Regions from separate parts of the Homo sapiens genome. Here region 1 is linked to region 2. A link is a loop called in an ENCODE intact Hi-C map of the cell type or tissue named here. Cell type or tissue: mammary epithelial cell. All regions are shown on one strand. Each heading gives the region's core, and the rest is flanking DNA. Links, peaks and the distances in the headings are about the cores only. Region 1 overlaps PKNOX1 (PBX/knotted 1 homeobox 1). Region 2 holds the start of LOC124905022 (a long non-coding RNA gene).

Region 1 (2,906 bases), core at 119-2,618, 90 kb before region 2:
TGAAACCTTATCTCTACTAAAAATACAAAAAATTAGCCGGGCATGGTGGCACACACCTGTAGTCCCAGCTATTCGGGAGGCTGAGGCAGAAGAATTGCTTGAACCCAGGAAGCGGAGGTTGCAGTGAGCCGAGATCGCGCCACTGCACTCCAGCCTGGGAGTGCAGAAAAATAAAAAAAAAAAATCCAATCAGAACTAGATAGCAAAACTCACAGAAGTACCAACCGAAAATGATTTCTAGCTATGGTAAATAATTTCTCCAAGGTTGATGACTGTCTATATGTGGAAACCAACACGACATTTACTCTAAAACCTGAATGCACTAAAGCCCTTGATTTGGGATCAACAAGGACCCAAGAGAATGAACGGTACCAGCAAAGTCAGCAGTGAGAGTTTACTTTGGCTTTGACGTGAAAGGAACACTGAGTGCGGCGTGGAAACACCCCTGCCCATCACATGGGGACGGAGCGGCCTCAGATGTGCCTCAGCAGTGATGGGTTTGTTTCCTCAAACTAACGGCAGTGTGACTCAACTTGACTCCATCAATGAGTGTGTGGCTCTGAGCTCAAGGTCATGGAAACAGAAATACTGTTCTCCCCCTTTAAAAAGCTCATAAAATAGAAACAGGGCAGGAAACACGAGCACACAAGCAGAAAACACCAAACAGCCAGAGATGCTGCCCCAGAGTATGCGGGAAACTACAGGGGGTCGGCGCTGCCAAGAAACGAGGGTGAGGAGGGACTGAGGACGCCCCACAGGAAAAAACGCGGCGTCTTCACTGGACATGATGGGCAGGGTTTATTGTTTGAGAAATTATTAAAACATTAAAGGAAACCTGAAAGGAGAGTACTCACCCAATCCCACCACTTGGTGTTGTTCTATCATTATGTTATACATATACTGATTGGCTGTAATAATCGCAATGTGTGTAAATATACCAACATGCTGCCTTTTGACTTCCTATCCTTCACTAAACCTCCCGACTGCTTAGAGCCCTCATTCCTCATGTTAACTATGCATATGATACTCCATCAAACCAGTACGTCCCCATCTACATGCCGACCTGCTTTCCATTATTATATTGAACGACACTAACATTCTTACACACAAATCTTTCCGTTTTCTTGTGACTGATCTCTTTGAACCAATTTCTCGGAGCAGCCCCGCTGCTCACAGGTAGCACGCCTTTCTCCTGACATGTGTGGCTTGCTACCTTTTATGCCCATGGAAGCGGCTCGGTGGAGACCAAGAGGCCAGGGCAGGCAAGCAGAAGAGGCGCAGCCCAGGCTCCTGCCAGGCCTTCTGCCCAGGAGAGGGCCCTTCTCCTCCCAGGACCACTCAGCAACACTACCCACCAGTTTCAAGCCCTCAGGCCAGTCACTCCCATGGACCCTATCCTCAACTGAGGAGCCCGAGGCAGCCAGAGGAAAGTGGGCCGCGAAATGGCGAGATGGCTACGGGCTCAGGGGCCCACAGTCAGGGGAGGGCAAGGACAGAGTGCTGAGGACAAACAGGCTTCAGCCCCAGCGGAGGCACCCTGGAGAGGAGACAGTGGGAGGGCAGGGCAGATGCAGTGCAGAAGGCCGAGGAGGAGGAGGCTGGGACACAGGCGGATATGGCCACAGCCTCACAACAATCAGTGGCGACAGCAGGGGAGAAGGGCAAACTTAGGGCCAAGCCAAACTGGCGTCTGCCTTCCCGCCTTGGCCTCCCTGTGCTTGTCCCAGGAGAGCCCCGCCTGCTCTCTCCTGCCCTGGATCAGCAGGCTGGCAGCAATGGTGCCACACAGCGTGCAGAGCAGGTCTCCCCCATCAACTCAGCAAGCAGGCCCACCACTGCACTTCCTAAGATGTCCTGGGGACAGGGAGAAGACGCGGCCATGGCCCGGGGGAGGAAGCCGGGTGCACACGTGCTGGGCAAAACGGCGCGCCCTGTGGGACAAACTCGCTTCCAGCTAAAGGCACCCACCCGGTGGCCCACCTGTGGGTGCACCCGGCCCTGCGATGTCTCTAACCCATCTCAGCTTCCTTGTTAATCCAACACACAGAAACACAGCAACTTCCCCAGCTGCTGCCCAAGAACATCCCTTCTCTGCCCACTTTTCTGGCTCACCTGACCCCATCACCCTTCGTGGTGGGCTGTCTCGGACACACGTGTACGCCTCACATGTGCTCGGGTGCTCCTTCACGGCAGCCCTCATTGCCCTTCAAGTTCCCTGCAGCAGTGCCCCACGCTCCCCACATTATGGACATGCCACAAAGTCCTGAAAGTCAGGCCTTTGATTTTCTGAGCCCAGAGAAGTAACCCTTTTCCATGACACATAAGCCAGAGAGCAAGCGTCGCAGAGGGCTGCAAGGCAAGGGCTGGCCCAGCCGTCCTTACCCCGATGTGCTGGAAGAGCCAGGACCGCATCACGTTCGTGGCATGCTTTGGCAGGACGCCCCTCTTGTTCTTAGATGAACCATCATCTTGATGCAAGATGCTGAGATCTTGGTTTAACTGTAACTGAAGCTTTTAAAGTTGAAAAATAACATTAGAAAGCATAGGAAATTCTCACATATCCAAGTACTTACAACTGCAGGTGGAGAAAACAGCCAAGGATCGGACAGGGAAATGATTGTAGTCGAGGCCCATGCACGGGAACCCTGTGTGGACTGATGTTTCAGGACACGGCTCCCTCCACATGACCAGCCTTTCTTTTTTTTGAGACAGGATCTTGCTCTGTCACTCAGGCTGGAGTGCAGTGGTGCAGTCACGGCTCACTGCAGCCTTGAACTCCTGGGCTCAAGTGATTCTTCCAGCTCAGCCTCCTGGGTAGCTGGGACCACAGCCACGCATCACCACACCCAGCTAATTTCTTCTACTTTTTGTAGAGGCAGGGTCTCGCCCTGTTGCCCAGGCTGGCA
Region 2 (2,906 bases), core at 159-2,658:
GGCCAGCCTTTGGAAACCCCATCTAGTTGTTTTGAGAGATAGGCCACTGGCCTTGGCAGGGGCCCTACAGTCTGGGTTAAAACTGCAACTGCCTTTTTTTTTTTTTTTTTTACTTTTTTTTCTGTTAGCAAAGCAGCTGCCGCTACAGATTGAATGCATCTGGGCCATCCACGGGTTACTGGGTTAAGGATTTTTGATAGGAAGGCCTCAATGCTTTCGGGATACGCCCTTGTTTACACTGACAACAAAGTGGTATTAGAGTGTTTCCGGCTTATGGAGAATACCTTTAATTATCAATTATAGGTTTTAAATTTACCTTGGCTTTTAAAGAAATAGGGTATACTGTTTTTTTTCTTAACTACTTGTATATTTCTCTCTTTCTCTTTTTCTTCTCTCTTTGACTTTCTGTCTCTCTTAACTACTGTTGGGGGGAAGGGGTCTAAAACCAGCTGTGACTAAGTGTCTATGTACAGAAACTGGTCTGGGTGCCCTGGCTTACAAGTTACTTTGTGCCGTACCTTTGAAACAAGGGCCGTGTCCAAGCTTCTTTCTGATGGCCAACCTACCTCTAATGCTGGCCGGTCTATTTCACACAAAGTTCTAAGATTTCCTGGTGTCATAGTAACACCGTAATCTCCCTCAAATCCTTTCTTGAAAATTTTCAATATAGTTCCTAGTAGGGTGGGCTTATTTGTTTCTCACCCATGCTTCTTCAAGACAAAACACCACGCTCACACCACACGCACACCACAAAACAAAGAACAGGTAAAAAGGGCACACACACACTTTTGCAGTTTACACCAAACCAAAATCAAAACCAAAATCAGAGTATCCAGAAATCCAAGCCAGGTCAAAACCAAAACCAAAGTATCAAGCAATCTAAGTCAAGTCAAAAACAAAAACCAAAGTGCTGGTACAGGCACACTGTGGGTGATCAGGCCACCCTTCCACTCAAATGGAGTGGGCAAGTTCCCAAGACCAGTCCTGTCAAGCAATTCAAACCAAGTCAAAACCAAAACCAAAGTGCCTGTACAGGCACGCCGTGGGTGATCAGGCCACGCTTCCACTCAAATGGAGTGGGCAAGTTCCAAAGACCAGTCTTACCAAGTTTCAGATGTCTGGACTCCAGGTGCCAGTTCCTTCCCGGTGTTCAGCCACTGCATTGATCCTCCATGGGAGCCTGCCACACACTGCTCTGGGGGGCGTCCCACCGGGGCAAATGCCTACCCGGGAGCACTCTCAGGATCCGTGTCGCTCCAGCTGGTTGGAGTCCCCCGCAGGGATGTTCCACAGGGCAGGCTAAAGCCACCTAAGGAGCTGCCTCGACTGTCCATTAATCACCTCACTTCCCGGTCAGGGAACCAAGAAATGTAGCAGGACGAGCCGTGGACAAAACCCCTCAGACACCAAGATAGTGAAGGGAGTGGCTGTAATCAGCTGGGAGCATGGGCACGCTAGCGTCTTAAAATCCGAGCTCCTTGGGTGCTCAACTTCTGTCCCTTTTAAGGGCTCACAACTCTAAGGGGGTCCGTGTGAGAGGGTCGTGATCAATTGAGAAAGCCAGGGGGTATGTGACAGGGGCTGCGAGCACCGGTGGTCAGAGTGAAAAAGAACAGAACTGGAGGTTTCACAATGTCCTTCCACACAATGTCTGGAATCTATAGATAACATCAGTTCCTAGGTCAGGGGTCGAATTTTAACTACCAGGCTTAGGTCAGGCAGGCCCAGGCCTGGTTTCGGGTCTGCTTCCTAGGCACCGGGCTACCTGCCTTTAGTTTCGCTTCTCTTTCTTTTTCTGAGTATAAAACAATATGAGAGGGTCTCTGTCTTCCCTCAATGTGATCATGCCACTGCACTCCAGCCAGGACGACATGGTGAGAACTCATTTCTAAAAAAATAGAAAAAAAGAGTAGTGGCTGCCTGTGCGGAGCAACAGGACCACATCCCTCAGTGCAGTGGTTCTACTCCCTCCACTGAGCTGGCATCATGGGAACAGACGACCCAGTGGTGCAGGAAGCTGCTCTTGTGGCCCTGGGGAGCCTCCAGAAGGATCCTGCCATGCGGATCTGTGGGTCAGGCCTTGACTGACTCAGAAGTACAAAGAAGCTTCCCTCTGATCCGTCACTTTCTCCCCAGGTTTACAGCAAGACTATGATTCCCTGATGGGCTCTTCCTGCCTGCCGCATAGATGACATCAGGTCACTGAGACTGACTGCGGTATTGCAGTAAAGAAAGAGTTTAATTAATGTGAGTCCAGCCCCGTGGGAGATGGAGTTCCTACTCAAATCAGTCTCCCCAGAGGCTTGCAGGTTAGGGTTTTTATGGACAATCTGGTAGGCGTGGAGCTAGAGGATGGGTGCAGCTAAATGGTTGAGATGAAATGATAGGGGTATCACCTGGGCACTGTGGCTCATGCCTGTAATCCCAGCTCTTTGGGAGGCTGAGGTGGGAGGATCATTTGAGGCCAGGAGTTAGAGACCAGCCTGGGCAACAAAGTGAAACCCTTGTCTACAAAAAATTTTTAAAAATTAGCCAGGGAGTGGTGTGGTGGCTCATGCCTGTAATCCCAGCACTTTGGGAGGCTGAAGCGGGTGGATCAACTGAGGTCAAGAGTTCGAGACCAGCCTGGCCAACATGGTGAAACCCCATCTCTACTAAAAATATAAAAATTAGTGGGGCATGGTGGGGCATGCCTGTAATCCCAGCTAATGGGGGTGTTGAGGCACAGGAATCGCTTGAACCCGGGAGGCAGAGGTTGCAGTGAGCCGAGATTGTGCCAGTGCACTCCAGCCTGGGCAACAGAGCGAGACTCCATCTCAAAAACAACAATAACAACAAGAACACAACAACAACAGCCGAGTGCAGTAGCTCACACCTGTAATTTCAGCACTTTGGGAGGCCAGGGT

The links. A loop is a pair of places that touch in the nucleus more often than their neighbours do. Peaks named below come from ENCODE experiments on the same cell type or tissue, not always from the same donor. Only the 100,000 strongest peaks of a DNase experiment are listed, where the experiment ranks them.
Region 1: a loop joins it to region 2, with 6 times the contacts of the local background. A loop is called at or near these places in 2 of 110 quality-filtered maps.

Annotation. Positions count from the first base shown.
Region 1 is chr21:43,020,908-43,023,813 of GRCh38, reverse strand. It overlaps PKNOX1 (PBX/knotted 1 homeobox 1), which reads right to left. Exons shown (of 11, transcript NM_004571.5): 8 at 2,383-2,511. Among named protein-coding and RNA genes, the nearest start is that of PKNOX1, 48 kb to the right of the region's middle. In mammary epithelial cell, for the core only: no CTCF peak of the experiment used is centred there; no DNase peak of the experiment used is centred there.
Region 2 is chr21:42,930,894-42,933,799 of GRCh38, reverse strand. It overlaps LOC124905022 (a long non-coding RNA gene), which reads right to left and starts at 1,573. Exons shown (of 2, transcript XR_007067881.1): 1 at 1,105-1,573. In mammary epithelial cell, for the core only: no CTCF peak of the experiment used is centred there; no DNase peak of the experiment used is centred there.